Regions from separate parts of the Mus musculus genome. Here all the other regions are linked to region 1. Evidence: chromatin loops called from intact Hi-C (ENCODE). Cell type or tissue: gastrocnemius. All regions are shown on one strand. Each heading gives the region's core, and the rest is flanking DNA. Links, peaks and the distances in the headings are about the cores only. Region 1 holds the start of Gm46145 (a long non-coding RNA gene). Region 2 overlaps Ptpn4 (protein tyrosine phosphatase, non-receptor type 4). Region 3 overlaps Sctr (secretin receptor). Region 4 has its middle 32 kb from the start of Gm41934.

Region 1 (8,041 bases), core at 2,265-4,764:
ACAGCCCCACGGAGGATTTCAGGTCTGTGCTGGGAATGTGCTTTTACCCACAGAGCCATCTCCTGAGCCCGAAGGTGACATTTCTTCTCAAGTGCTATCCTAAACTATCTGGGTACTTGTCTCATCCCGAGAGGACACCCACAGAGGGCTGTGCAGTCAGGGTTTGGGGAGTGGGCGCAGCAGAGGCCCCACAGGAGATGCAGAGGGAGGCTTATCTTCATATAAAAGTTGCCCATCACCTAAACCTGGAAGTCACCAGTTACCTCCGGCTGCAGCCTGCTGACTGGCTGGATGTGAGAGGTGTAGAATCCAGAGGGCTGGCTCCACCCGTAGCCTTCGACTGCAGAAGACTCAGAGCAGCTTCCTAAAGCTCTGTGTTTGGTGGAACTGGGATTCTAACTTGGGAGGTGCCTGCAGCAGACAGTGGGGCCAGGCTGCACCAAGCAAGTGAGTAAGTGGAACACAAGTTTTCTATGCTAGGGTGAGGGCCTTCGGGATGCTTTCAGAACCCTGGTCTCATATACCCTGGTCTTATATACCCGAAGATGGCCACAGGAGCGAGTGTTACCATGAAGGCAACGAGGAACTTAAGTCTTTGCTAATGCAAAGAGAACGAGACTCTGGTAAGTTTTCTATTTAGCAAAGGAAATCACTTCACTCTTCTATTTTGAGACAAGGTCTCATGTAGCCCAGGTTAACCCATGTGTAGCTGAGGACGACCTCGGACTCTTCTGCTCTTTCCAGCTCTACCTCCCGAGTGCTAGGATTGCAGGTGCTGACCACCAAGCCTGCTTTATGTGGTGCTGAGGAAGGAACATAGGCTCCATGCATGCTAGGCAAGCACTCTACTGACTAGGCTACACCCCTAACTAACTCCATCACTGCTCAACACAGTAAGCAGAGGACAGGTGGAGAAAGTGATGATGATGGGTCATCTGAAACCTCTGTCTAGAGAGGACGCTTGTGGTATACACGAACTCTTACATGGTGCTTATCAAACAGGACACAGCCCCCCACCCCCGCCACCCCCCACCCCCACCCCCCGCCGAGTCAAGGTTTCTCTTTGTAGCCTTGTCTGGCCTCAAACTCAGAGATCCACCTACTTCTGCCTCCCAAGAGTTGGGACTAAAGTCATGTGCCGCCACTGCCCAACACACTTCAACTGTTTTTATTTTTTCACATTTTAATTATTTCTTGTGTGGGTGGGCATCTGCCTGTGTTGGCCCACATGTGGAGGTCAGAAGACAACTAATGGGAGTTGGCTCTCTCCTTCTGCCATGTTGGCCATGGGAATTGAACCCTGGTTGTCAGCCATCCATATCCCCCCCCCCCCCAATTTAAGCATCATGTCTTCTCTGGGACTTCAATTGTACTTGTTTTGTAAGCTTCTATTTCTGAGTGGCTTTTCAGAAGCCTGTTCTACATAGGCTGGAACAAAGCCCTGTTAGTAGGGTATTCCCCTCACATGGGCTCCATTCCCAGCATCCCCGCTCGGCATAAACTGGCATGGTAATTCATGCCTGCAATCCAAGCACAGATGATGAGGTAGAGGCAGGAAGTCAATGTGAGGCCAGCCTAGAATACAGGGAATGAGGATCAGAGAGAAGGAAGGGAAGGAGGGAGAAGAGAGAGAGAGGGGGGGAGGGAGGGAGGGAAGAAGGCAGGAAGGCAGGAAGGCAGGAAGGCAGGAAGGCAGGAAGGCAGGAAGGCAGGGAGGGAGGGAAGGAGGGAGGAAAGGAGGGAGGGAGGAAAGGAGGGAGGGAGGAAGGAAGGAAGGAAGGAAGGAAGGGAGGAAGGAAGGAAGGAGACCTATTTTGTAGGGAGAGATTCCAACACACTAAGTCTTAAGCCTGGCTGAATAGCAGCAATGGTTCTTTAACTAAATTTGAGTCTGTGAACCCCCGACTCTATACTTGGTGTGGAATCTTTGCCGACTTTCCCATGTGGATAATATTTTTGTCCTAGTACTACAATTTCAACTGAACTCTAGGGCTGTGGTGCAGAATACTAGTTCTGCATGTGGGAGGCCCAGATGCACTATCTAGTGTCTCCTGTGTGTGTCTGTATTCCCAGCTCTGAGCTCATCAGAGAAGTTCAAGATGAGCCTCAGCTACTTAGTGAGTTCAAGGCCTGCCTGGATGACATAAAAACCTTTATCAAAAGCAAACAAACAAACAAACGAACAAAAACTCCCCATAAGTTTTTCCATTTAGTGCCAGGAAATCATGGGCCCCACACCCAAAGCCCTGGTCAGCAGCAGCCTGAGCGTCTTATTCAGTCAGGGCTGTATTTCTGATATTGCTAGCTTTCAAAATGCTACTTGGCTTTATTTTTAGGAAGGAAGACCTGCATTCACAAAACACTCTAGGTTAGATTGCACCATTCAGAGCCTCAAAGTACTTATAAGAGGTCCTATTTGCTCGTTGGTGGCACATGGCTGTGCCTGCCACACAAAAGCTGTGCATGCCACTCAATCGCTCTGCCACTGGGTTACAATTCCAGGTCAGAACCTATACCTTTTTAATGCCATATTTTCTGAGCTTATATATTACTTTTTCTATACTAGAACAAAACACTTTTTAATATTCTCAGTGGGCAATGGGTCAAGTGCTTGCCTGGCAAGCCTAATGCTCTGGGCCCCATCCCTAGAATCATACAGACCCGGCACAGGGGTCAAGTGAGCCATCTCAGTACTGGGAATGGGGAATGTCATGACCATTCTCAGCTGAATAGCCAGTTTGAGGCTAGCCTGAGATACATGAGGAGACCCTGGTTTGTTCTCTCTCTCTCTCTCTCTCTCTCTCTCTCTCTCCCCTCTAATTCTAATTCTATATACGTGCTAAGCCAGGCTAGTGCAGCACTTACTCTGTAGCCCAGGCTGGCTAGTCGGTTCTCCGGCCTCCGTGCTAGGACGATGGGTGTGAACTGCCACGCCAGTCCCAGCTCACTTATTTGTTTTAAAAATAAGATCTCATTTAATTTGGACTGACCTCAAACTCATAATATAGCTGAGGATGACTTTGAACTCGGATCCTCCTGAACTAGAGTTACAGGCATATATAGAGTGCATAGGTGTGAGATGCTATCATGCCTGCCTTATGTGGTATTGGGATGGAACTCAGGACTTCATGCACATTCGGCAAGCACTCCAGCAACTGAGCTACATTCCCAGTTCCCAGTGCCCCATTCGTTTTTATTTGGACAGAATGTTATACCAAAAAAAAAAAAAAAAAAAAAAAAAAAAAAAGATGTCATTTTTTTAGTCACACCAGGCTCATTGAACGCTATTCGCAAACACCTAGCTCCACCTAGTGGCTACAGGAGGGTCGATTTTTCCCGAGAAAGCTCTTGAGGCTGGTCTGGGACCCTGCCTAAGTGAGGGTAGCTTTGGTAACTCCCTGGAAGCTGATTCGGAGCAGAACGCCTGCCTGAATCACTCCCTTGAAAAAGGTCCAAACACAGTTGTTGGGTTTAATGACCTGCGTTATTATGGGCTTTGGATTTTGTGTGTGTGCCAAGCCAAAGCATGAACAATACACAAACTCTTAAGGAAAAACACCGTGGCAGAGAGCAGGGCAGACAACATAAGCCCACTGTCTGTGAGGGCTGGTGGTTTCACTCGCATTTTTATTGCATTAATCAATTTGTATTGCAGAACATAGGAAGACTGTTCCCACAGTGAGTTTTGTTTACTGAGAAAGATTGGGAAAGTAACAGGGGAGCCCTAATTCCTCACACTGCAATTCAGCAAGCTCCTTTCCACATGAAACGCAAATGGGCTGCAACCCAGCGTGCAACTGCGCTCTCTCTCTCTCTCTCTCTCTCTCTCTCTCTCTCTCTCTCACACACACACACACACACACACACACACACACACACACACACACGAGAAAGGCCTTGGAGAACCACCCTAGTCACGTACTCCCTTCTCACCCCCCCCCCCAAGGAGCACCCAGACCTTGGTCTTAAAGACACATTCCCTTGGGGGCATCAGTCCCTGTAGTAGCGGTTCTGTCATTTTGGCTGCCATCACCAGAGATAGCCTCTGCTTCAAGGACTGCTCCCTCTTAGCCCAAACAAGCTGACTTCAGAGGCCAGGGCCAGCCAGTCCGTAGACTCAGTGCTCCCGTAGGCAAGCAGGTTGGGCTGAGCACTGACCGTGACCACATGTGCCATGGGCCCTTTGAGCACATTCTACTTGGGTGGGTGGCAGGTCATGACAAACTATTTTGCCCCAAGCATGGCTTATTCTTTTGCAATGCCCAAGCCCTATGTGTGGGTTAGAGCTTGGTGACTGTCCCTCAGTGGTGGGGGTAGGGATGGGGGCTGTAGCCCTAGGAAACAAGCTCACCTTGAAGCCCCGTGGCTCAGCCTCGCCTTCTATAGTTCAGGGCATAGCTGGCAGGGGGAAGCGGCTCGCATGTGATGGGATTGTGACCATATGTTGCTTTCAGTTTCAAAGCAGACTTTTAATAGCGGTTTCGTGTTACCTAGCTAAAAGTAGCTGTGAGCTTCTTGCCGCGTTCACACCTCTTCTCCCTTGTCCTGGATCATTTGTTCTGTGCTCCCTAAATTACCCATCCTTCTTGGGTTTAAGCATCAAAAAAAAAAAAAAAAAAAAAAAACCTCTTAGCTTCTAGCTTCTGCTGTTCACCAACACAGGTGCTATGTCAGCGGATCGCTCCCTCCACCCCACCCCAGTTCCCCCCACAGCCCTCCATCTTTCCCCACCTGTAAGCAGCGGTTCCCTGGCCAAGCTCCAAAGCACTTTCTTTTATCCCTTGATTGGGGTTTTATTTTAAAGAAGAAAGCCAAGCACATTTTTAACAGCCACAGCCAGATGGGGCTGAGCTCTTCCGAGGCAGCGAGGCAGCGCAGAGGTAATAAAACCCTGAGAGCTGGTGCGGCTAACCTAATGAGAGAGGCTGGGGCTTCCTGCCAGCTCCCAGTCCTGAAGAATACCTGTGGCCTCCGTGGAGGAGGCTCGTGACCTACGGCAGTGTTTTCCCATTTCTCTGTCCTCAAAGGCTGAAGTTAGTGCTGCGCTTTCCTAGCCCCAGGCTTTTCCACCCCTGCCTTGGACAGTTTTCACTCTGTGCTCCCGTAGTGACTTCTCCTACCTTAATAGACCTTGCTGCTGTACCTCATGGCTCTCCTTCCTTCCTTCCTTCCTTCCTTCCTTCCTTCCTTCCTTCCTTCCTTCCTTCCTTCCTTTTTTTCACTTTAATTGCATTTTATTTGTGTGTTTGTGTGAACACGTGGACACATATCACAGAACCCATGTGAAGGTCAAAGGACAACTTTCAGGAGTTAGTTCTCTTCTACCGTGTGGGTCTTGGAGATCAAATTCAGGCACACACACACGCACACACACACACACAAGCTAGTGAAACACCATCCATTCCCTCCTCTGCCCTTCTGCAATGGACTCCCATGTGTTAGACTGAGGGTGTCATGGGTTAGACTGAGAGTGTCCTCCCCTCCAGAAGAGATGTCATAGAGGCCACATTCTTCCCTTGGCCTGGCCCCTGGCTGCTAGTCACTGACAGGTGCCTTTCTTGCCATCTCTCAAGGGTGTTCTATTTCCATGGCTGCAGCTATAAGTCACCGACTTCCACTCAACCAGGCCAGGACGACCGAGGGCTCAGGGAGCACGTGCACAAGCCAGGGGCCACTAGGCTGGCAAGCTAGTCTAGCTAAGCCAGGACAGTGAGAGATCTCATATCGAGAGAGAGAGAGAGAGAGAGAGAGAGAGAGAGAGAGAGAGAGAGAGAGAGATGCAGGTAGGGAGCTGGTTAAAATGCCCTTAGCACAAGCAAACACGAAGAAAAGACTCTCTGGCAACTGGGCCAGCTAACTTGGTGTGGGCAGCAGAGAACAAAAAGAAATCTTGTCTTGAGCTAGGCATGGTGGTGCCTTTAATCCCAGCACTCAGGAGGCAGAGGCAAGTGGATCTCTGTGAGCTTGAGACTAGCCTGGTCTGCTAAAGACACCCTGTCTCAGAAAACAAAACAAAACAAACACACACACACACACACACACACACACACACACACACACACACACACACACACAAACAAACAAAAACCCTGAAAACAAAAAGAAAAAAATCCTGTCTCAAACAAAGTACCAGGAGGGAAGGACACTCAAGGTTTTCCTCTGGTTTCCATACACATTTTATGGTACATGTACACACATACACATGCATGCATGCACACACATGTGTGCACACACACATGCACTGTAAATCTGTCTTACCATCCCCACTCTAATTAGCTACTCTCTCCATATTCATTCAGGACTTGCCTTTAAGAAACTTCTTGAACCATGCCTACCTAGCCGGGCATGTCCATCGTCCTCGATTAAGATGGATCTTAAAATCTGGCAGGAGTCAGGTTGTGGGGGAGCATAGCTGTGGCCTAGGATTTGGGAGGCTGAGGTAGAGTATATAGGTCATTTTCAGTTATATATTGAATTCAAGGCCAGCCTAGGCAATGTGATATGCTGTCTCAAAGACAGACAAACAAAAAACCAGCCTGGTCCATAGTCACCATTTCTCTACCTGAGTGCTGCAATAATCCCCACTTACCATCCCAGGCCTGACAACCTGATTGGTGGCCACTGAGGGAAGGGTCCTTCCTTGTCCCATTACTTGCCCCATCTTCCCCACGTACCCTGACAAGGGAGACAACATTTCTTCTGCTTCCTCTGTGGGGTCGAAGCTGACCTGTGATGACCCTTGGAAAAACAGATAGCATTTCATCACAGGTATAAATGGGACCACTTACTAAATATCCTCTTGGTGTCGGGAGCAACAGCAGTGCATCTCTTTCTTGTATTCTTTGTGCTAGTAGACAGTGAGAAATGCAAGCTATATAATAAGTGGTTTGCTGAAGGCAAGGGTGGAGCCCAGGCCCCCTTCTTACAGATGCCCTGATGTGGCTCACCCTTGCAGCACATTTGCTATTGGCAGAAGCCAAGATATTCTGAGAAGCTCTCATGCTTTGGCTCTAAGACTATCGAGACAGCGGACCTGGGGAGATTAGAATTCCCCAGGAGTCTCAGGCTGGGAGAAGAAAAAGGCTGGTGTCCTGGTACCAACCAGAGAAGAAACTTAGCTCACAGGGTTCTGACAGTTCACCCGATGGTCTTGATGGACAGAGTGGAGTCTGGACAGTGATGGGTCAGTGATGGGTGGGACCACACCTTGACCAGGCCTGCTAAGCTATGTACACCTCTTGCTCTTTATTTACACTGAAAGGACCCTGAAGTAACTTGGAGGATTGCTGGACCTCCGTCCTCTTCCCACAGAGAATAAACCGAACCTCCTGTCTCTGCTTTCCACTATTGCTTGACTCTTCAGTTGGTCTTACTGAAGACGGAAGACCAAACTTGGCTTGTTAAGGCTGCAGAAACCCAGGCTCTGACTCCAACAGCTCTGGCAATGCATTCTGCATGGGGGTGCAGACTTCCTGGGGAACAGAAAAAGCAACTGTGAGCAGGCGACCCTCCCACGGGGTGTGGTGGGGGCAGATACCTTATATTGGGTGAGAGACAGGGATAGGTAGTTATGGAGGTTTGGTGACTAGGTGTGAGCACCTGTTCAGGGTTTCGTGGGACTCCTGAGCAGCTCAGGAGCTGGGTTGAGGGGATCAGAAGACATAGGCCTCGCTCCCTGCTATTCCTCTAACTTCACTGACTGGGCAGCCTCAGAAGCCATGGGCCTCATGCCAAGCCCTGTTCTTGGCACACGCCCTCCACCCTAGCCTGAGGCTTCTTATTATTGTGCTCAAAGCAGCTGAGAAGACAGAGGAGATGGGAAACGGTTCTCAAACACATGGGAAGGGTGTGTAGAAACAGAACCTTGAAACAAAGGCCTATTGATGGGCTTGTTTGTGATGCAAGTTTGGGGGAGGGACACAAGCAGGTATGGGTGTGCTGGGGTTTTTTTTTTTTTTTTTTTGGTATGTGTATGTGAGTGTGTGTGTGTGGTATATACGTGTGTGTGTGTGTGTGTGTGTGTGTGTGTGTGTGTGTGTGT
Region 2 (8,041 bases), core at 2,452-4,951, 220 kb before region 1:
GTGCATACACACTCATATATGTGCACAGTAACATTCATACAATACGCACCTGTACACACGAAAATATTAGTAGCTATAAGATGTATGAGAATTAGTTCCTATAAATTTGAAAGTTCTTAAAAAATTAGATCATTTTGAAAGTTGGAGAATTCAAATTTATGTCTTAAATAGGTAATTTTCTGTATTCAATCTGTTGACAATCAGGTTAAATGTCACCAGTATTGGCCAGAACCCTCAGAAAGCTCATCCTATGGATGCTATCAAGTCACCTGCCACTCTGAAGAAGGAAACCCTGCCTATATCTTCAGGAAGATGACACTGTTTAACCAAGAGGTAAGAAGTCAAGAGTGTCTGTGTATAAGAACTGCTGTAAAGACTTTGGAAAATGAAAATGTTTTTAGTCTGAGACTAGTTACTAGGAAACAAAAGTTACTCAACTGGTGACTAGAAGGATGGATCATCAGTTAAGAACAACACTTGCTGGGGGCTGAAGGAATGGCTCAGAGGTTAAGTGCACCGACTGCTCTTCCAAAGACCCTGAGTTCAATTCCCAACAACCACATGGTGACTCAAAACATTCTTTAATGGGATCCGATACCCTCTTCTGGTGTGTCTGGAGATAGCTACAGTGTGCTCATATATACATAAAATAAATAATTCTTAAAAACAAAACAAAAGAACACTTGCTGATTAGTCATAAGGAAAATTCAGATCGCAGCACTGATATAATAAGCTGGACATAACTACAAGTGCCTGTGACCCCAGCTCTGAGAATTTAGACAGAAGGATCCCTGGGGCTTTCTGAGTTCTATCTAGCATAGCTCTGAGCAATGACCAGGTTTAGTGAGAGATACTGTTCTAAAGGAATAAGAAGAAAGTAAGAAAGGAGGATACCTGATAACTTTTCTGGCCTCCACATATATATAGTCCACATACATGCACATACACACACACACTTTATTTATCTTTGCATAGTTCTGAGGTACTCTGGTTATATAAATAAAAATGTCATGGCTAGATATAGCTAGCTTTATATAGCTATAGTTAGACTAAGAAAAAGGACTATGTTGAAGATAGAAATCACTATGCACACATACACACACACTTGCCTACCTCTTGGTCATCTAGCTAGGAAAATAAAGATTAAAATAAAGAACTATCTTAATGATTAACCTACAGATTGGTACATTATAATTATAAGCTAGACAGTATATCCTTAATTTATTCTTATTCAAATAAACTTTAGCCGTTTTCTCCCTGTAAAGTTTAGCTTCATTTACTGTCCGATTCCTTTTCTATATGTTAGCACATCATCAGGCTCCTTCCTTATTGGCTGTAAGAGAGCCAGTAAGGCTGTATGTCACTTGTCATTAATCATACCCTTGGAGTTCCTGCCTTCAAAAGTTTTAAGTATTGGTGGGAGAGACCTGGGCCTTCACAGTCTTATGTGGCAGTTTCTTTCTTCCTTTGGCTTTGTTTAAAATGGCCGTCAGTGTTACTAAGTGTTGTGGTGCAAGTATTTAATCCTAGCTTGAGCCAAACATAAAATGTTGAGCCAACATAAAAATGCACACACACAATGCTGGGCGGTGGTGGCGCATGCCTTTAATCCCAGCACTCGGGAGGCTGAGGCAGGTGGATTTCTGAGTTCGAGGACAGCCAGGGCTACACAGAGAAACCCTGTCTCGAAAAAAAAAAAACAAAACAAAACAAATAAAATAAAATAAAGTGAAATAAAATAAAATAAAATAAAACTGCACATACACTGATAGATAGTAGATCGGCAACCTCCACTCCCAAAGTCTTGATTGACTTTGACCTTCATTGAAGGGGCTCTAGCCAGCCTGTCAAGCCTGGCCCTTCTTTCTTGTTTTCTCTTCCTGTGCTAGCCCAAAAGGCCCATTTCCTTATTAGTCCACTTTCTCCTTCTGAAACTGACTACGAGTCCATTTATCAAAGTATTGAAGTCCAGCAATCTAAAGCCCCCTTTGGCTCACCTAATTAACATGCCCAATTAAAATTAATCATCTCACTCTGACTCTTCCCCTTTTACCTTTATAAACTGCCAAGTCTGTCTCCTCTCTGTCCATAGGCAGTCCTTTGTCAGCACCCACCCACTCCCATCCCAAGGACAAATACTCCTTCCCCCTCTCCTGTTTCCTATCCTTTCTCCCTTAGCCTCTGTCTTCTGTCTTTCTCTCTTATTTATGCCCTTTTCGCGAACTTGGTCTTGGTGGTCTGAGTTGATACCTGTCTTTTCATTCATGATCTGCATTTAACATAAATGGCTGTCCACAGACTGAGTGATGTTGAATGATAGTTATATCCTGTTTTAAAGTGTGTGAGTCAGTAATTTGATATGATTTAGTCTTTTTAGGAAACCTTTTAAACCTAAAGATGCTGTGGAGCTGTAGGTGTCCTTTCACTTTTCACTTGAAGGAAAGAACCTCTGAAATATTAAATGCCAAAACTGGCAGAGTTAGGATTTGAGGATTTGAGCCAGAGTTCTTACTTTAATTATATCCATCATTGCTCCCCTTACTGCAGCCAAGTATATATATATTATATATTTATATACTCTATCTGTATATTTGAGAGATTTTGTATTTAAATGTTTTATTATACTCATTTATGTGTGCGCAAGTGTTTGTGGTTTTGTCATGGTGCACCTGTGGAGGTCAGAGAGGGCAGAAGACAACCTAAAGGAGTCTGCTGTCTGCTCCACAGTATGTGTCCCAGCAATTGGGTTGAGATGGTCATTCTTGGCCATAAGCACTCCTAGCAGCTGAGCCATTTCATTCTCCTGGGGCTTTGATGTCATTCCTGTCATGGAATAATTGTCTCAAGTTTTGTTCATGCTCACAAAGTGTTTACTTTACCATCTTTGTTCACGTGGAATCCCTATTAGGTAATCTTTTAAGCAGTTCTCTGACCTTAATTTATTTGATTACCCTGTTCAAAATGCCTTAGACATAAAAATTGAGTCATTAAAGTATAGCAATGTTGCCAGGTGGTGGTGGTGAACACCTTTAATCCTAGCACTTGGGAGTTAGAAGTAGGTGGATCTTTATGAATTTGAGTCTAGCCTGATCTACAGACTTAGTTCCAGGACTGCCAAAAGCTATACAAAGAAACTGTGTCTCGGAAAATCTTTACCAAAAAAAAAAAAAAAAAAGTATAGCAATGTAAGTAGCTAGTACTTACAAGGATACAACTATTTCTGTGAAATGTTTTCCTTCAGTTCAAATGTTGTATTTAAGTGAGTTTATACACAATGGCAAGACAAAATGGAAAGGTGGTTTTATTTCCTTCTAAAGCTAAAATGGCATGAATTTTATATTTTAAAGGTAATTCCTAAGTCAAAGTGTGTAACTTCTCATTTTCATTTAGAAAAATGAGAGCCGTCAACTTACTCAGATTCAGTACACAGCCTGGCCTGACCATGGAGTACCTGATGATTCGAGTGACTTTCTGGATTTTGTTTGTCATGTACGAGACCAGAGGGCTGGAAAAGAAGAGCCCATTATTGTTCATTGCAGGTACTTTATTTCCTGTCCTTAAGAAATGAATAAGTACGTTGTTGGGAATGCATTCTGTATTTTGGCCTTTTGTTGTAATAGAAGATGGTAGACAATGGAGAAAATTCTAATATAATGGTGTAGAAACTATGTAAAAGGATAAAAACAATAGTTATTTTCTGGTTCTCCTGTTTTAGTCTCTCTTCATTGGAATGTGTCTTATAATTGATGGTAACTTGGATATGATGAAATACTGACATCGTTTCCATGTGTTGTATTGCTATAACAAGACATTTGAAACTTGGTAATTTATAAAAACAGGAATGTAGTTTTCAGTTTTAGATTGCAAGGCTAAGTGTGGCCAGCAGAGGCTGCTACTCTACAAACTAGGGGAGCTAATACAGTGCAGAGCCCTGTGGGCCTCTGAAGCTTAACCTGTATGACTAGCAGCAGATCCAAAGTGGCATCTTTCTTTCTGCCACTGGGTCACATGTGATAATATCTTAATATATACCTTTAGTGGTAATATCTTAATGTTTTCTTATTTTAACATTTTTGAGAAAAGGTCTTGTATAACCTAACCTGGTCTAAATGCCCTTACGATCCTCCACCAATTCTGGAGTTGTACATGTATACTATACTGCCACCCCATCTTACAAAATAGAATTTTTGTGTTTTTATTTTTTTTAAATTTCATTTCCATGTTTAACTGGTTTTATTTTTCATTATTCAGCAAGCTTTTTTTGTTTTGTTTTGTTTTGTTTTTCAAGACAGGGTTTCTCTGTATAGCCCTGGCTGTCCTGGAACTCACTCTGTAGAACAGGCAGGCCTTGAACTTAGAAATCTGCCTGCCTCTGCCTCCTGAGTGCTGGGATCAAAGGTGTGCGCCACCACGCCCGGCTTTTCTTTTCTTTTTAATCTCCTGTTTTTTCCTCCTCTTCTTTATTTTAATATTTTTTTTATTATTTGTTAAATTGACATCATACATCCCAATTCCACTCATCTCCTCATCCCTCCATATATACCCTCTGCCCTTGCAACCTTCTCCCAAAAACAAATGAAATAAAACCATCTCACTGTGGGAGCTGCAGCGGGTCACACAGTGTAATCTGTTCCCACACAGCTTTACTTGGAAATGGTCATCACAATGAGTCGTTGCTCCAGCATCAATACTGGATCCTTGCCTGGATATCCTTTTAGTGCCCTGTGTCATGGGCATTCGACAACTTTGGTTCTGTAGAACCTGCCCCTTCCCACACTCCAGTGTGTGTGAGTTCATCAGCCTCCCCACCCCCCACCCCCAGCTCTCCTGTGCCCATGCTAATGGGGCCAGCTCTTCCACTTTGCTCTAGTGGGGGATTCCTCCTCCGTTTTATAACTTATTTCTACTCTTCTTTTTCCTTTTACTTAACACTGTTTCTTGTGTCCCTTTTTCCTCTCCTTTCTTTCTTTATCCCATTCATTACTATTTCCACCTTTGCTATAAATGATTTTTAACTTCAGAGTATACTTAACATTCATTTTGCCATTTTTTTCTTCTTTGGTCATTGCGGGTGTGTTATGGAGTTTAACCAATTTCACTGTGTTTCGATATCACATTCATTGTGGGGTTACCAATTTGTTTTCATCTCCCTGAGTAATATTGGGGGTTTACCCTGCAAGAATAGTCTGCTAGGGAGGAAGATTCCCAAATAAAAGTGGAAGAAAAATCCATACCAACAAAGGCACAAATTAAGACACAGAAATACTCCTCAATTACTAAATTCAAACATACTAAAACAGGTAAAATATTGGATAAATTCAAACATTTTCCTGTAAAAATCATTAGTGACTTTAAGGAAAATACAAATAAGCAGATGAATGAACTAAGAATTTCACATGGGGCCTTGGAAAGAAAACTGGCAACATAGAGGAGAAAGTAAGCAAGTGGATAGAAAAGTTAGCTTACACATGAATAAGAAATTAATCAAGGAAATCGAGATGTACAAAATACAAATAGCAATGTTGGAGATGAAAACTTTGGAGGAACAAATTTTTAATAAATATAGAAAGTAGACTGCATCACCAATGGACTAGACGAAGTAGCAACAATAAAAGAACATCAGGACTGTAGGCAAGCCTGAAGAATACTATGCAAACTTGATTTAAAAGCCCGCCTTTAATCCCAGTACTCTGGAGGCAGAGGCAGGTGGATTTCTGAGTGCGAGGCCAGCCTGGTCTACAAACTGAGTTCCAGGACAGCCAGGCCTATACAGAGAAACCCTGTCTCAAAAAAACCAAAATAAATAAATAAATAAATCAAGCAAGCAAGCAAGCAAAAAGTCACAACCACAATTTTCAAAAACTGTAGGATGTTATCAAGAGACAGAATCTAGGAATCTGTGGGGTAGAAGGAATCAAAATTAAAATTTCATAACATTATGAACTAACCAGCACCCCGGAGCTCTTGACTCTAGCTGCATATGTATCAAAAGATGGCCTAGTCAGCCATCACTGGAAAGAGAGGCCCATTGGACACACAAACTTTATATGCCCCAGTACAGGGGAACGCCAGGGCCAAAAAAATGGGAATGGGTGTGTAGGGAAGTGGGGGGGGGGGAAGAGGGTATGGGGGACTTTTCGGATACATTGGAAATGTAATTGAGGAAAATATGTAAAAAAAAAAAAAAGGAAAAAAATAGTTCTATATTTTTTTCTCTATCATGTCATAAGGATTGTGAAGATTAATTTTAAAATTAGGTTCCTAATGTCATGACCTTATAAATTATATCTATCTCCTGTATGACTCAGTGTGTATGTTGCTTTTAAAGTAGTAGAGGTGCATGTATTTGGACAACATGAAGAGTCCAATGGATAAAAATTAACACTGTTGACTATGTTATGAGTACAGAGACTCAAGACTATGTATATTCAGGCACAATCTAATGATGACCAATCTTACTTATGTTTAAAAATTTGATTGATCTCAAATATAATTCATTTAAACATTAAAAAAATTTCATCTAGAAAATCTATTCAATGAAAATAAAGCAGTTTTCCAAATCTAGGGAAGAAATGAACATCTAAGCCCAGGTGTTATTTAGAACCCCAAATTACATGACCAAGAGAGAACCTCTCCATAGTACAGTATACTCAAGATGCCAAAGTGTAAAAACACAGCAATATTAAAAACTGTAGAAGAGGGGGCTGGTGAGATGGCTCAGTGGGTAAGAGCACCCGACTGCTCTTCGGAAGGTCCAGAGTTCAAATCCCAGCAACCACATGGTGGCTCACAACCATCTGTAACAAGATCTGATGCCCTCTTCTGGAGTGTCTGAAGACAGCTACAGTGTACTTACATATAATAAATAAATAAATAAATCTTTAAAAAAAAAAAAAAACTGTAGAAGAGCCAAGCATAGTGGAACATACCTTGGTGCAAAGGAAGTAGGATCTTTGATGTTCAGGCCAGGCAGTACAACATAGTAAGCCCCTTTTCCAAACAAGACAAACACTGTAAGAGAAAAGACAGTATCTCACAACAGCAAGCATAGTGACCGGAGAGATGGCTCATCAGTCAAGAACACTGGCTGCTCTTGTAGAAGGCCTGTCTTTGATTCCCAGAACTCACATAGTAACTCATAACTGTCTTTAAGTCTAGTCCAAGGCATTTGATGCTCTCTTCTATCTTCCTTGGGCCAGAGATGCATGTGATAAACACACATAACTGCAGGCAAAACACTTAAACACATACCATGGTTGAGATAGTAAATCGTTGAGGGAAGGGGAGTACATTAGATCTTACAACAGAAATTTAAAAGGCCATAAAAGCATGAAATCGTATATTTCAAGTCCTGAAGGTGAATAGCTAATAAAGCTGCTCTATTCCCCAAAGCTACCTTTTAATAGAACAGAAATAAGGACATTTCAACTCTAAGACAGTTCATGGCCACTAAGTCAGCATTGCAAAAGCTCCTGAAAGGGGACCGAAACACAGGGCAGTAGGAACAGTGGAGAGCACAGGCTAGAGCTGCTTTCATGTGAGGACTAAATAAGCAAAGGATACTTAAACCCATCATATCTTGTTTAACAAAGTAAGTCAGTGAAAGTCCTAATGCAGATAGAGAAAAAGCAAAAAGCAAATATTAACCAACCAAAACAACAACCAGCAAAATTATAGGCGAAAAGAAGGGAAAGAAAGAAATGGAAAGGGAAGGAAAAAGAAAATAAAAAGAAAGTCAGGAGAACCATGCCCTCAACATAATAAAGACTACAATAAACATACCAAAGACTACAATAAACCTGTAGTCAACATGATAGATGCCAAATGCAGAAAAGCTGAACGCATTTTCTCTACAGTCAGAAACTAGACAATTCACATATTCAATATATTGCTCTATGCGTGATTCAGTATAATATCAAAATAAGCTAGAATAATATGGCAAGAAAATGAAAATATAAATAAATATTTTCTGGTCATGTGATATGATTTTTAAAAGACTCTACAGACTCCATAAGAAAACTCTTAGCTCTGAATAACACTT
Region 3 (8,041 bases), core at 2,461-4,960, 560 kb before region 1:
CCAGGAGCAGCCCCGAGTCTGTGTCGGTTGCTCTCTGTTGCCAGCTCACTGATGAAGCCAAAAGAGAAAAACACAGTTACCAAGTTTGGGATAATCTCTATGCTCTTGGATTCTTGGCCCTGCCATGGGGCATGTAATGTCAGCTTACCCTGTTCACCATACAGATGGACTTGAAGCTATAGGCAGCCACAGTTTGTCCTTGAGAAAACAATAGAAGAGTTCAGCCCGGTCTGGAGGTAGGGGCAGTGAAGCAGATATCAACAGGAAGAAGGAAAGACACTGCATCCCATTAACTAGTGTTAGTTTAATTATGAACTCTTAAGTCTGAAAGTTCCAGATCCCTTCTTAAAAACTGAGAGGCTGTGGAGATGACTCAGGAAGTAAAGAGTTTGTTATAGCCAGCAGTGGTGGTGCATGTCTTAAATCCCAGCACTTGGGAGGCAGAGACAGGCAGATTTCTGAGTTCAAGGCCAGCCTGGCCTACAGAGTGAGTTCCAGAGCAGCCAGGGCTACACAGAGAAACCCTGTCTCAAAAAACAAACAAACAAACAAACAAAAAAGAGTTTGTTATGCAACTGTAAGGATCACCAGAGCCCATGTAAATGCCTGGTAGGCATGGCAGCCTGACAGGAATCCCAGCACTCATAAAGTAGAGACAAAAACCTGTCTAGGTAAATTAACGTAACTCTCAAGCTCTGGGTTCACTGAGACACTGCCTCAGATAATAACCAGATGGGGCTGGAGAGGTGGCTCAGCAGTTAGAAGCACTTGCTGCTCTTGCAAAAGACCCAAGTCCACTTCCTAGTACCCAGGTTGGGTGACTTGGGTGACTAGCAATCCCTTGTAACTCCAGGGGATCCAGTGCCATCTTCTGTTCTCTTCAGGGAACTGCACTCACAGACTCACGCTTCCATGCAGAAATGCATGCATACACAGAAATAAAAAAATAAAATAAAATAAACATGTTTTTAAAGAAAGAAAGTGGAAGAATGATTGAGGGACTCACCTAACCTCAACCCCAGGCCTCCACATGCACACACTGAATGTGCTCTCACACACATGTGAACACACAGAAATGTGTGCATGCGCACTATATACACATGAAAAGAAAAGAAAGATAAGACAGAGATGGCATTCAGTGTAGAACTCTGACTTCCAGCTGCATTGCATATGTACACACACTTATAAGCACATGTACACACACACACACACATACACACACACACACCCCTAAATGCTGAAGAAAGCGAAAAAACTCAACATCATCATCTTGCTCTTCATATCCCATAATGCAATCACTTGCCTGACAACTTGAGTGTGCAAAGAAATGGTTTTGGTAGCAGAGCAAAAGAAAGAGTTTAGACAGTGAAAAAGAAGAAGGGATCTCACTGTCATCTGACCAGGTCAGAACACCAAACGTCACCATCAAACACTGATCGGCACGGCTATAGCCCAGCATCTGCTTAGCTGAGGACAGGAGGGGAATAGGTTATGACCTCCACTGTTGGAGCTCATGGTCTTCAGCGGGTACAGAGAGGTCAGCGGCCAGAGTGTGTGGTGGTAAGGGCTTGGTGGGAGGAGGAATAGGGTGGACAGTGCAGAGGGAGGTTGGGGGGACAGGTATGGAGACTGCAGGAAAGAGCAATGCTTAACTCAAGTGCTGAGGTGACAATAGTATGTCCAGACGAAGAGGGGTCAACAATGAAGGATCTCCAGGTGGAGAAGCAAAGCTTGAGTAGGATGATCTAAGTACAGAGAGGTGAGCTGGACAGATGGACAGATGGATGGATAGGTGGATGGATGGACAGACAGATGGGTGGCAGGGCTGCTGCAGAAGGTCATTTGGTGACATCAGCAAAGCAAGAGGACAATGACCATGGGGAGAAGGATCCTGTGAGGCTGAGAAGATGCAGCATGAGGAACCACACAGAGGCAGTTGGGAGGCGGGGACACAGGGGCAGAGCCAGGACAGAGCCCCCAGCTTCACATGCCTGAAGGGAGCTGCATTGCTCCGCCCCTCTGCCTAGGTCAGAGGGATGTGTTCTTCCTGACCCCATCTCTCTGTTACTGCATCCTTTCTGTTTCTCATACGATGTACTGCTATGACTTGGATGTGTCACTGAGGTTCTCCTGTTGGAAACTCAGCTCAGTTCCCAACATACACACATGCACACACACAGATACATACATATAGGTGTGTGTGTGTGTGTGTGTGTGTGTGTGTGTGTGTGTGTGTGTGAAGAGTTATCCTAGGAGTGGATTTCAAATGAAAGGATATTTGCACTCTCTCTCTCTCTCTGTCTCTCTCTCTCTGTCTCTCTCTCTCTCTCTCATACACACACATGCACATTCACTCATACATGCATGTACACACATACACACACACACCATCTCTTGCCTTCTCTTTTTTGTTTTCATTTTTTTACTGGATATTTTATTTATTTTTATCCCCTTTTCCAGTTTCCCCTCCGCAAACCCCCATCAACCCCCTCCCCCTGCTTCTATGAGGATACTCCCCCTCCTACCCACTCCTGCCTCACTGCCCAAGCATTCCCCTAAACTGGGGCATAGATCCTCCACAGGACCAAGGGCCTCTCTTCCCACTGATGCTCTAAAAGGCCGTCATCTGCTACATAAGCAGCTGGAGCCATGGGTCCCTCCATGTGTACTCTTTGGTTGGTGGTTTAGTCCTTGGGAGCTCTGGGGGGGGTGTCTGTTGGTTGATATTGTAGTTCTTTCTATGGGGTTGTAAACCCCTTCAACTCCTTCAGTGTTTTTTCTAACTCCTCCACTGGGGTCCGTGCTCAGTGGTCAGCTGTGAGCACCCACATCTGTATTTGTCAGACTCTGTCCTAGCCCTTCTTCTTCTATGATGACATAGACTGAAGGACCTACCTAGAGGCAGCTCCTCAATATTGGATTCTCCATCCTCTGAAACTGTACTAAATACATCTCTGAGCTGGAAAGATGCTCTGTTGGCCTGCCAGCATGAGGACCTGAGTTTGATTGCTAGAATCCGTGTTAAAAAGCAAGACACAGCTATAGGTTCTTGCCATCCCAGCCCTGGAGAAGTGGAGACAAGTGAATGCTAGGGTCTCACTGGCCCGCCAGCCTGCGTCAGCAATTATAAGGCCAAAGGAGCGATGTTGTCTCACAAAAACAAAGTAGATGGCACATGCATCTGCATGTACATACACATGCATAAATAGGCACATGTACATGCACACACAGTCCAAAAAGACAAACGGACAAAAACAGTATAAAATGGTGATTACATGGAGCTTGGAGATGAAGGAAAGGGAGAGCTACTTAGTTGATTTCAAGAACTCATCACACACACATATACACATGCATGTACACACACGTGCGCACACACACACACACAAAAGAGATGCATGTAAATTTGTTTGACTGTGGTGACCATTTCATAATGTACATCAAAACATCATGTCCCCTTATGCAGGTGTGATTTTTAATTGTGTGAGCATGTATATACGTATATGTAAGTATATATAAGTATGTGCATGTATCAAAGCTGGGGGACAACCTTGGATGTTATGCTCCTTTGATACAAGGTCTGTCATTGGCCTGAAGCTTACTGGTTAGGCTGGACTGTCGGGCCAGCAAGCTCCAGGGACTCTCCTGTCTCAGTCTCCCTAGTGCTGTGATTTTAATCATGAACCAACCTCCACACTTGATGCTTTGACACGGGGATAAAAATCAGGTTCTCCTGGTTGCCAGGCAAGCATTTACTGACTAAGCTGTCTCATCTTTCATTCAAAACACATACAATTTTAAAGATTTTTTTTCAAAAATGTCTAGCAAATGGGGCTAGATAGAGGCCACTGATAAGCCTGATTCTGTGGGTGCTGAGTAGGAGCCAGGCTGCAGCAAGATAAAATGAAGGTTAGGAGCCCAGAAACAGCCTCCAAGAAGCTGGCCACCAGGGGGCAGAGCTGGGACTGTGGAGGGAGGTGTGCAGAGAGCTATTTTACCAGCCCTGAAGGGACTGGACAAGCTGAGCAGTTAATGAGAGGAGACACTCAGTGTGACCCCACTTCTGAGCAGAATCTGAAGAAGTCAGGCACAGAGAAGCAGAGCTGGGAGAGACCTCAGTGGGTGGCCATGCAAGGTTGGATCACCTGGGGAAGGAAGCTCCTGAGGTATGCGTCAGTGGTATAGTTTGGATCTAGTATGGTCCCCAGTGTATTAGAGGCTGAGTTCCTAACTTGGTGTTATTTGGAAGGTCGTAGAACATTTAGAAGGCAGGAACTAGTAAAAGACAGGTCAGTGTGTGTAGAGGGGAGGGAGAAACGCATCTTAGTTTTGTTTCTGTTGCTGTAATAAAGTACTCTGACAAGAGCAAAGGGAAAAGGGGGTTCTTCCAGCTCACGGTTCCATACTCCCTCACTGTTCTGTGATTCGGTCCAGCGTGGCAGCGGTCTTGGCAGCGGGAGCTTGAGCCAGCTGGTCCCCTCACATCCACAGTCCCAACAAATGCTTGCACGCTAACGCTCAGCTCTTCTCTCTACTTCTTCACAATCAGAATCCTCTACCCAGAGAACGGTGGCAACCTCGAAGGCGTTCCACCTTAATGAATGTGATCTGTATAATCCCCAGACATATTCCCTGAGGGCAACCCAATCTAGACAGCCTTCCAGGGATAGTCTCTGCCCAGGTGACTCAAAACTGGGCCTCGCCATGGACCAGAACAATAGGCTAATTGACCATGAACGGAATCTCGTGATCCCATGTGTTTGCTTAATGACGAAAGCTGAGCAACACAGATAGGCAAGGTCTAGGGACTGCTCATGACAAGATGGCAGTGCCATGAACTGAATGTCTATGTCAGCCCAGTTCATACACTGAAGCCCTCACACCAGTGTGCCTGTAATTGGAGACAGAGACTCTCAGAATGTAATAAATGTCAGTAAAGGGGTAAAGGTGGGGGCTGAACTGTAAAAGATCCATATTCTTGTAGAGGAGACAATATCCACCCAGCAGGCTCCCTGGACAGGCCACAAGAGAACAGAGGAGCTACCTAGAAGCCAGGAAGTGAACCCTCACAAGACACTGGATGTGCTAGATCTTGAGTAGACTTCAGCTCCAGAATATAGGAAAAGAATCCTTTGTTGTTTATGCTAGTCATTCTGTGGTGTGCGTGTGTGTATGCGTGTGTGTGTGTGTGTGTGTGTGTGTTCACTCACACAGGTGTACCAAAGATCAACCCAATGTATTATTTTATTCATTTGCTGCCTCATTTTTGTTTATTTTCTGTTTGTTTGTTTGTTTGTTTGTTTGTTTTGAGACAGGGTCTTTTACTGGCTTGGATCTTACCAAGTAGGCTGGGCTGGCTGACCCCAGAGCCCTAAGGTCTGCTGGTCTCCACCTTTCCAAAGCTGAGAACCATTATATCTGATCTTTTTAAACATGAAATCAAACTTAGGTCCTTGTGCTTGCTAGGCAAACACGTCCCCAGCCCCCGGTGTATGGGTTTTGTTAGGACAGTCTGGCCAACCAAGATGAATAGGAAGGAAAGTAGCAGAGGGTTCACAGTAGACACATCTATCAAGCTAGCTGCTCTGAGGAAGCCGGTCCAGGTAGTCATGACTCTCAGGAAACAAAGAGCAAATCCATCAGCCAGAAATGAGATTGTGAATCAGGAGGGCAGGAATTCAAATAGACAGGTCACATGAGCATGTCTCTGAGAGCAGAGGGTGAGGGGAGCAAGGTGGAAGGTTCCAGAGAGAGTCCTGGGGTTAACTGAGGTTATGAGGCCAGGTTCCCATCCTAACAGACTCATGTTCCTATAAGGGACAGGATGGTCTGGGCTGCAGGCACGACTGACTAGGCCTACCTATCCCCATTAGTGTTCAGAGTGTTATGTCAGAGTGGTCTGTTGAAGCCAGCAGCCCCAGGATCGTCTCACTTTTTCAGGTTTACCCAGTGCTGAGCTGCCTTGTATTTATTGTAAGCAAGTACAGGTAGATAGGATCTTAGTGTTGTGAGTTTGCCTTGGGTACCCCAGAGCCAGGTGAAGGTCAGTGTCCTTAACACTGCACGGAGACTGGGGCCCAGTGATGAGACACTGGAAGGGGCCACCACAGCGGCAGAACGGCAGACCGCTAACCACTCAGACCAGCAGGGGTACTGGGAAGCTGGCTCCGATGTTGGAGAGTCTCTTTCGGAGCCATCGATGAGAAAGCAGGGACAAGGAGAAAATGCCAAAGCAGGGCAGTGAGAACAACACATTCTCTGCAGTCTCTTAGCTATGCTTATGTGTTAGTTAGCTTCCCACTGCTCTGACGAAGTAGCAGAGAAAATCAGCTAAGGAGAAAGGATGTATTTTGACCTAGAGTGTCATTTGAACTGGTGGCATCAGAGTCTATCATAGAGAGAGCACATGACAGAGGACACTGCCTGCTTCAGGATAGCCAGGAAGCAGAAAGGAGTAAAGGAAGGGCCAGGGTCACAGTATCCCCTAACGTCCTCCCATTAGACTCTACCTCCCAAGTATGGTTATCTCCTGATTGTTCTATGGGCTGGGCAACAAGTCCAACACACAGACCTTTGGGGGAGTATATAAGGTTTAAGCTATGAGGACGGGGAGATAGCTCAGTGGGTAAAGCGACTGCATTCTAAGTTCAACGACCTGAGTTCAATTCCCAAGAGCCCACATAAAAAAGCCAAGCATAGTGACACATACTTAAAATGTCACTAGTGGGAAGTAGAGAGAGGTGGGTCCTTAGTGTTCTCAGACCGCTCTTCCCAGCCAAATCACTGAGTTCCAAACCTCAGTGAGACTCTGTCTCAAAAAACCAAGATGGACAGGATTCTGAGGGATGATGCTCAAAGTTGACCTCTGGCCTCCGAACACATTTTCACACAGACACACATACACACACACACACACACACACACACACACACACACACACACACAATCCAAATTCTAATAGCCTGTTTCCATCACTGGACTCAAAGTCTCTGTCATCACAGTGCCTCAAATCCAATCAGCAACAACTATTTTTAGTCCTGCTAATGTACCTCTCAGAAACACAACAGACCTTAAAGCAGTAGCTGTCACAGAGGGGCAATTCCCCTCCTTGTATTCATAGAGTATATGATAGTGCCTGATGATATTTTCTGTTGTCACGGCTTTGCAGAGGTATTCCTGGTGCCTAATCTAGGGAGACCAGAGATGCCACTCAGGCTCATACAATGCACAGAACTACTATATCTTGTCCATATGTCAAAAGCATCAAGGTTGACCTGGGGGGTGTGGCTTAGCTGGTGCTTGCTAGTATACATGAAACCCCGGTTCCACCCCAACCCCAACCCAGCAACCTGTACTCAGTAGGCAGAGGCAGTGGGATCAGAAATTCAAGATGGTCCTTAGTTACATAGGGAATTGGAGGCCATCCTGGGCTACATGAGACCTGTCTCAAAAACCAAAATATAAAAAACAAAAAACAAAACTGTGTCAAAGTTAAGAAACCCTGTTTGAATCATGCGTCAGAAAGATTACAAGAGCCGGAAGTTACAGAGTACTGCCATAAGGCATAAGGCAGTGTTTTCCTGACATGCCGGGGCAGACACACACATGAAGTCACTGTAGCCCTGGTTACCTAAACAAATCGAGGCAGTGAACATAGCAAGAGGTATGAGAGAGGGACGTATGAGACCCTCCACTTCTAGTTGAGGAACTACAGGCAGTTAATCACTGAAATGGAGATGGGGGCGGGGGGAATCAGTTTTCTTCAGGGATGTGGATCCTGGTAGGTCCCCATTTTAGAGAGGATTGGCCCATACCACAATTATATGGGCAGCACAAATTCCACTCAGTGGGTTACTGGAGAGAGAGAGAGGAGGGTGGTAAGCTTGGGAGGGGCTGGGATGAATCCAGGAAGAGTTAAGGGAAGACATGGGGAGTGAATATGATCAAAATATATTATTAATATTATAATAAGAAACAATAGAGCTAGCATAGAGACATAATGTGCTTTAAAAGATTTTTATATTCATGGGTATTTTGCCTGCAT
Region 4 (8,041 bases), core at 3,729-6,228, 360 kb after region 1:
CTCCTGTAACACAGCTTTAGACCCAAATAGCAAACTGGGAGCCTCAGTTGCCCTATGATACCCCCCTCCAAGATTGAGAAAATGGATGTCAAGTGACTGTGTAGAATCTTCCCGTTCCGTGACAAGGAAACAACATGGCTGCTTGTTGCAGTCAGTGCTCCCAGCATGAGACCCCCAGGTCAAGACCTTCTGTTTTCACCAGAAGACCCCATCAAACACCAAGCCTCCAGGTGAAGAAAGGGATTATCAGAGAAGACAAATGACTTGCCCCAATGTCACCAGCTGCCAAGTGGCAGAGCTGGCTGTGATTCCAGATTGGAGTCCCCCCTGCCCTCAGAAACAAGCCATCCTCAACCTTTTTCTTTAGGGAGCACTGGAGGACTGATTGACCCCTTGGGCTCCTTACTCCCTAGTCTCGGCTTGTCTTCAGCCTCTCTGGTCCCCATCCCTTCCAAACCTCAAGCTCGGAACAGGAGTCTGTCCAGATGGGCGTTTGCTTGCCAGCCCCACCTCCAGCCGTGTGACCCTCCTAATGCCAAGGGCCACCAAACACACGGGGGCCAGAGAAGGTCTCCAGGCAAAACCAGGACAGGAGCCAAACAGTGGCTCTGCCCTTCTCTCACAACGGTGGCTCTGGGCTGGGCACTGCCCTGGGAGCCAGAAGGAGAGGCGGTGCTGTCCCTGGCTGATCCCCGGTGCACAGGTGTTCTCTACAGCCCAGGGAAGGGAGGAGGGGGGCTGGGCAGCAAGGCCGCAGGCGAAGAGCTGCGAAGAACTATCTGTTGTTTCCTCCTCGGGCTCCGGGAACAATTCCCCTTTGAGCTTCTTGGCTGAGGTAGCTGAGAGAGTCTTTCTCCAAGGCTGATCTTGACAGATTGATTTATCTGTTTCGGTAACTTGGCCTTCCTGAGAAAGTGAGGCTCTGAGCCAGGCTGCCTGGGGACCAACCTGGGGAGCTGGAGAGCCTGCTCTTTGGGCTCAAGAGCAGACCCTGGGTTCCTCTCCCTGCCCTTACTGGAACCAAGGAGGTGAGGGGCATTTCACCAACTGCAGCCTGGCATCTATAGGCAGGTGGCTCCACCTCAGTTCCCCAGCCCCTGCTCACACGTGGGTGTCTTTGGTCCCATTTTATACCTGGGAAGATCACTACCCAGGACCATAGGGAACAGAGGTAGAGAACCGGACAGGAACTCAGAGCTCTGCTTCCTCCATATCAATCCTCATCTGCCTCAAAGAGGACCTTAAACTTGAACCTCAGAGGGAAGCTTACCAGCATGGCCTCCCCAGCTGGGGCCCGGCCCTCCTGCCTGCCCTTCCCAACGTTCCCTGACTTAAGCTTCATGCTCCAGCCCAGACTTGCTTTGCCTTAGCGCGCGCGCACGCGCGCACACACACACACACACACACACACACACACACGCCCCATGCATACCCACTTGCTTGTCTCCCATCATTCTGTCCACACCCCAGGCAAGGCCAGGCACTGAGGGAGGGTTCCTATATGTTGGGAAAGGAAGGAGGGAGGAAATGAAAGATTGGAAGGAAGGAGAGAGGGTGAGAGAAGAGAGAGGAGGGCAAGGAAAGGTGTGAGGGGAGAAGGGGGAGGAAGGACAGAGAGAGTGGAAGTGACATCCCAGAATCCCTGAGCCCACCATGACGTCTGTACACTGGCTGCCTATAGCTTAAGTATCATGTTTAAGAGACAGGAAAAGAGCCCGATGCTGTCTTGAGTGGAGTCCTTGGACTCTGTCCTGAGTTTGGATACTGGTGTGAGGACAGGAAGCTGCCGTTTCTCTTTCCTCTGCACACACCCTAGCTGCCCTGGGCTATGGTCTGAAGTCTAGGCAGCCTCAAGTCCGTCCAGCCGAACTGCTGAGCTGAGGGTGTCACTCTGCCCACTTCCTGTCTGAGCAATGACATTGCAGGGTCAGGGGCACCTGGGACTGGCTGCCTGTTGCTCTCCTCTCTAATCCCAAACTGAATAGCCTGAGATGGTTTTAGCAGAGCCCCAGTCCTGCTCCAGCCACCTCTGTAGGAATCCACAGTCCCTCCTCAGAGGGGACACACTCATCCACAATGCCCTTTGACTCCATCAGCAGTGAGCTGGGTCCACAGCCACAGGCCTGGCAGAGCCCTCAGGCCCCCAGAACCCGGCCTGCTTGCTTCAACCTCCTGCACAGACCTAAGCTTTATTTCTGAAAGGGGAGTTCTCTGGGTAGCCAAAGCTGACCTCAAGCTGATATCCTCCTGTTTTTAACCCGGAGTAGTTGCCACGCCAGCTACAGCATGACCAGCTTTTTGGAGGTGTGTGTGTGTGTGCGCGCGCGCACAAAAACAAAAACAAAAACAAAAAATGAACTCTATCAGATGAGCCCACAGCCACGACATGCACCATGCATTCATACATCAGAAGCTTGCTATTATCTGGCTACAGAATCCAGGCCCACATACTAGCTGTGCAGACCCCAGGGCGACTATGCCCCCTCACTTGGCCTAGGAAAGGCCTGATGGCTGGCTCTGGGTTGCAGCATGTGCCCACTTCCAGCTCCTCAGATGTTACTGAGTGCAGACGAGACCTGTCATGGCCACTCTGCAATCCTACCTCTCAGATACCACAGTGGAAACTTCCGGGCAGACACCAAGTATGGCAATATTCTGCTCTGATGTCCCCATCATACAGACAAGAAGCATAGATTCTGAGAGATATCACCCTTCCCAGACTTCAGGTACCCTGAAGGAGTCCAGGTTTGGGATGTATCATGGGTAGGTTTTACTGAAACTGACTCTGGAGGTGATGGGAGGGAGGGAGGGGTGCATCATACAGACCAACCTAGCTCTGGCTGGCCGAGATCAGCCCAGGCCGGGCAGCCCACACACAGCATGCGGGGAAACAGCAGGCCTTACTGAGCTACCATGCACATGGACTCCTTATGCAGGTTTCCACACACAGAGAGGCTGGGCAAGCAGCTAACACTACCTCCTCCTGGGCACTGTGCAAACCGTAGCACATGAGCCAGGTCAACACTGACCTCACAGAAGTGACCGTCCTGCCAACACTTTGGTAAGGACTGTCCCAGGTTGAAGATGGTGGGTAGAGGATAATAATAAGATGCAAACTGGAGTTGGGACTCGGGGGGGGGGGATGTCGTGCATTCTACATAGCATTTAATAACAACGATAACAAGAATAGCAGCGCTTAGAGAAGACAGCTCAGTTGATGGAGTGCATGATGTGCAAGCATGAGCACTGGAGTTTGGGTCACAATGTCTGTATAAAAACCGATGGCTTAGCAGGGAAAGGCACTTGCTTCCAGGCTTGACAAGAACAGTTTGATCCCCAGACCCACAGGGTGGAAGGAGGGTGCTGATCCTACAAGTTGCCCTCTGACAGCCATGTACTGGCCATGGCAAACACATACCCTCTCTCTCACACACACACACACACACACACACACACACACACACACACACGCATACGTAAATGCACACTCACACATGCACGCATGCACACACACATATACAAAAAGTGTCCATACATATACACATGTGCACATGTAGAAAATATTAAAGCCAGATGAGGGTAGTAACCCACTTGGAATCCTGGCTTTTGAAAGGCAAAGATCCATGGTACAAACTGGTGAGCTGACCTACCTCAAATCTGAAAGCTCTGGGTTCAGCAAGAAACTCCATCTCATAAACCAAGTGGAGAGTGAACAAGGAAGACATGCAATGTCAACCTCTAGCTCCCACGTGCACCCATGTGTGTACACACAAGCACATGTACACTCATGCACACATACACACAACCCTTTTTCTAATTTTTTAAATTTACTTACTATTGTTTATGTGTACATGTGTTTTTATGTGAGTTTATGTGTATCACGTGCCTGTAATGCCTATGGAGGCCAAAAGAGGGCGTCGGACCCTCTGTTTCTGGAGTTACAGGCAGTTGTGAGCTGCCTGGTGTGGATGCTAGGAACTGAACCCAGGTCTTCTACAAGAGCAGTGTGCATTCTTACTAGCAAGCCATCTTTCCAGTACTGGCAAGTGTTCTGTAATATCAGCACTTGTTTTATAGGGTGTGGGATCACTGAGACAAAGAAGAGGTTATTTGACGTTTTCTATAGAAAACTGCTCTTCATCCAGCTAGGCCTGGAGGCTCTAAGCTGTACTCCCAGCTACTCTGGAAAGGAGAACCACAAATCTAAGGCTTGCCTGGGGTCCAGAGTGCGTTTAAAGCCAGTCTAGGCAACTTAGAGAGGCCTTGACTCGTGAAACTTAGGAGCAAGGAGGTGGTCCAGTTGATAGAGTGCCCAGCCCATATGGAGCCTCGGGCTCAGTCCTTAGAACCCTGTGCATAAGGAACGGTAGTGCTAGGCTGCAATTCCTGCACTCCAGAGCTGGAGGTGGGAGAATCAGGAACTCAAGCCCACCCTCAGCTATACAGCAAGGTCAAGGCCAGCTTGGGCTACATGTCTCAATAGCCCAAAATAGGGGTAGAGAGAGAGGTTCTGGGGACATAGCTCAGGAGTGTAGGACCTGCCTACCATACAAGAGGCACTAAATTCAATCCCCAGCTGTGGAAAGGAAAATAAACCATCAGGCCACACAGAGGCATTGGCAAAGTAAAAAGCAATTCTATTCGTGGGTTTTAAACTGTAAGGTGGTGGGTTCACCCATTGCCCTTTAAAAGCAAGAAGTTTCTGTTTACAAATCACATTCTCATGACCCAACCTAAAGTGTTCCTCAGGTCGGACCTGGGAGAAAATGAGAAGAGAAGCGCTTGGAAGAACCAGGACTTGGTTGGTGGTCACTTTTTTTCATCCTGCAGTGCTCCCCAGGTCGGCCTGAAATGTCCAGTGTGCCATCTTTCACTATCACCTTGACAGCATTTAACCAGTCTCCGTGATGTCACTCATTGGGCAGGGAGCTGCCAGCGACAGCCTGGTGAGGGGGCAATGCAGTGTCTGTTGCTTTGTGCAGATAAAGTAACCACAGAGGAAGGACCAGGAAGGGCCAAGGCCAATTGGTGAGGACAACACCTCCCTCTAGTGGTCCTATCAGACATTGCCGCTAGGCACTGTAGAACAAATGTGTTTTCTCAAGAGGTGAAATCGTTTTTTAAAAGGTGGAAGAGGTTAAGAGTATGAACTGTCCGACCCACACGCTTTAAGAAAGTTAAGAAATGTGCACTGGGGGAGAGTGCACGGTAGGTAGGGTACTTACTGTAAAAACATGAGGACCTGAGTTCGAGTCCCCAGCACCCAGTCAAAAGTACAGTGTGGATCTGTAACTGGCTTGCTGGGGAGCAGGAGGTGGCGAGAGGAGGATTCCCTAGAGGTCAGTGGTCGGCCAGCTTAACCAACTGGCGAGTTTCAGGTTCCGTAAGGGAGCCAGCCTCCAAAAACAAAGGGAAGAGCAATAGAAGAAAGTAGCCAGTGTTGATCCCTGACCTCCACACACACAGGCACACTTGCATATGTGCTCCACAAACCATCAACACACACACATTGACATTTTTAAATAATAAAATAAATCATTCAAGTTCTCACAATCATTTCAAACTCTGCGGAGCTTCCCCATGGAGAGAATCGTGCATTTTAGGAAAAGACCAGAACCTCCTGTGTGCAAGGAGCCAGCCCAGCCCTGGACAGCATCGGGGTCACACAGAGATGGCCTTGCTGGGCACACAGGCCAGCTTCCCTTCCCCGAGAGCCCTGCAAACCTTGAAGAGACCCTTCAATCCCAAGGCTTAATCAAGCCTCTGTGTGTGTGTGTGTGTGTGTGTGTGTGTGTCCAGGTGCACTTTGTTGTGTATAACTCTGTGGAGACCAGAGGTGGATGCCTGGTGTCCTCTATCATTTACTTTTTAGGACAGGGTCTCTCTCTAAACTTGGAGTTCCTTACTTCAGCTCTGCTGGCCAGCCAGTGAGCCTGGGATCCTCGTGTTTTGACCCCAGTCCCACAGCACTAGGGTTACCCACAAAAGCCTTTTTGTCAGGCTTTTACATGAGGACTGGGGATTTGAACTCGGGCCCCTAGGCTCCCATAGCAGGCACTTTGTCCACTGGGCTATCTCTCCAGCACTCAGAGCTCAGATTTCAGTCTCTAAACAACTGTTCTCACAACAGGAACCAAGTTCTTTAGAGAAATGGCTCATTCTGGTCAAAGAAAACTCAAGACGTATCCACTGGGGCTGGAGATATGGCTCGGTTCATACACACACTGGCTGTTTTTGCAGAGGCCCTGGGTTCCGTTTGCAGTACTTACATGGTTCCGTTCCCAGGAGATCCGATGTCCGCCTCTAGCCTCTGAGGGCACTTACAACTGTGGTGTACGTGCACACACGCCTGTAAGATAAAAACAAATCTTAAAAGGAAAATAAAATTTCATTTCTGTGGTGGATAAGTGCATAGACTATGTCATCTTAGTTAAAGTGTGGAATCCGTTGTGAAGCCCCACTGCTCCCATCGGATGCCTATCTGACTGTTTAGACGTCCATTGAGTTGTATAGTCTTTGGCTCTGGTTAACTTCTGTGTGTAATGTTTTCATTTGCAATGTTTTTATAACACAGTTTAAAAAGAAATATAATAAATAAAAAATATCTACGACTTTGTACAGATACCAGCTAGTTAAGGAATAAGTGGATATATTGGAGAAAAAGCCAGACTGGTCCCCAAAGAAGTTTATATAATAAATGTGGAAGGAGGCTAAGTTTCTAACAGTCACTAAACACCTTGAGAATTGTTTCAAGCAAGAATCATTAATGGGTCTGCAAAATGGCTCAGTGGGTGAAGGAGCTTGCTGCTAAGACTAGCAACCTGAGTTCAATCCCCAGGACAACACAGTGAAAGGAGAGAACCGATTCCCACAAGTTGTGCTCTGACTTTCACAGATGTGCTGTGGAATGAATGAATGAATGAATGAATGAATGAATGAATGAATATAAATAATGTTTTTTTAAAATAATCATCAGGCTGGACAGATGACTCAGCCATTCGAGGCTGGCAGCCAAAATGTCAAAAAGGGACCAACAGTGGACATCAGTAGACATGAAAGGCTGCAAGCAAAAGTATGATAAGCAATTTAGTTTCAAATTTTCTCACCATAGATACTTTATTAACTATAAAGGGGGGGGACACAGTATCTTTATATGAAGAAACTAGACATTCTGTGTCAGGGATTAGCACAAAAAAGTCCCTTTCACAGACTTTCTGCCCGAAGTGCTTGAGCTAAATTGGATTCTCTCTCTCTCTCTCTCTCTCTCTCTCTCTCTCTCTCTCTCTCTCTCTCTCTCTCTCTCTTTCTTTTCCTCCTACTCTTCCTCTTCTTCTTTAGTTTTTTTTAAGACAGGGCTTCTCTGTGAAGCAGAGAACTCAGAGATACGCCTGCCTCTGTCTCTTGAGTGCTGGGATTAAAGACATGTGCCAGCACTATCCAGCTATATTGCATTTTTAAAAAAGATTTATTTATTTCTATTTTGTGTGTAGTGTATGCATGCAGATATGTATATGCACCACATATGCGCCTGGTACCCAAAGTCAGAAGAGGGCTTCGAACCCCCTGGAACCGAAGTTACAGATGGTTGTTAGCCACCACACAAATGCTGGGAACCAAACTTGGGTCTTCTGCAAGAACAACACATGCTCTTAACTACTGAGCTGTCTCTACAGCCAGGCATAAGCCAAGTTAATCTAGAGGAGACATCATATAAAACCCAACCGAGCATGCACTGTGTAAAATAACTGGCTGGTACACTTTTAAAATAATAATAATGCCCAGCCTGGTGATATAGGCCTTTAATCTCAGAACTCTGAGGACAGAGGGATGCAGATCTCCATGCGTTCAAGGCCAGCTGGGTCTATATAACAAGTTCCTGGTCAGTTAGGGCTACATGGTAAGATCCCATCTCAAAAAATGGTGATGACAAAGACTATGATGATGATGGTGACTATGATGCTGATGATGCTGACAAGGATGATGCCCAAGATGATGATGATGATGATGATGCCCAAGATGATGATGATATAGCATGCCTAAA

Evidence for each region. A loop is a pair of places that touch in the nucleus more often than their neighbours do. Peaks named below come from ENCODE experiments on the same cell type or tissue, not always from the same donor. Only the 100,000 strongest peaks of a DNase experiment are listed, where the experiment ranks them.
Region 2: it touches region 1 in a loop (4-fold over the local background); 14 of 42 quality-filtered maps call a loop at or near these places.
Region 3: a loop joins it to region 1, with 3 times the contacts of the local background. A loop is called at or near these places in 5 of 42 quality-filtered maps.
Region 4: it touches region 1 in a loop (4-fold over the local background); 19 of 42 quality-filtered maps call a loop at or near these places.

What each region holds. Positions count from the first base shown.
Region 1 is chr1:119,453,703-119,461,743 of GRCm38, reverse strand. Gm46145 (a long non-coding RNA gene) reads right to left here and starts at 7,860. Exons shown (of 2, transcript XR_001779350.1): 1 at 7,600-7,860; 2 at 7,227-7,472. In gastrocnemius, for the core only: a CTCF peak has its summit at 3,314 (motif pointing left); a DNase peak (open chromatin) is centred at 3,327; H3K4me3 peaks cover 1,338 bases; H3K27ac peaks cover 256 bases.
Region 2 is chr1:119,671,047-119,679,087 of GRCm38, reverse strand. It overlaps Ptpn4 (protein tyrosine phosphatase, non-receptor type 4), which reads left to right. Exons shown (of 27, transcript NM_019933.2): 24 at 205-333; 25 at 3,391-3,539. Among named protein-coding and RNA genes, the nearest start is that of Epb41l5, 26 kb to the right of the region's middle. In gastrocnemius, for the core only: a CTCF peak has its summit at 3,891 (motif pointing right); a DNase peak (open chromatin) is centred at 3,910.
Region 3 is chr1:120,009,230-120,017,270 of GRCm38, reverse strand. All of the region lies in intron 1 of Sctr (secretin receptor), which reads right to left. Among named protein-coding and RNA genes, the nearest start is that of Sctr, 6.3 kb to the right of the region's middle. In gastrocnemius, for the core only: a CTCF peak has its summit at 3,948 (motif pointing right); DNase peaks (open chromatin) are centred at 3,953 and 4,456.
Region 4 is chr1:119,090,913-119,098,953 of GRCm38, reverse strand. No RefSeq gene overlaps it. Among named protein-coding and RNA genes, the nearest start is that of Gm41934, 32 kb to the left of the region's middle. In gastrocnemius, for the core only: a CTCF peak has its summit at 5,077 (motif pointing left); a DNase peak (open chromatin) is centred at 5,041.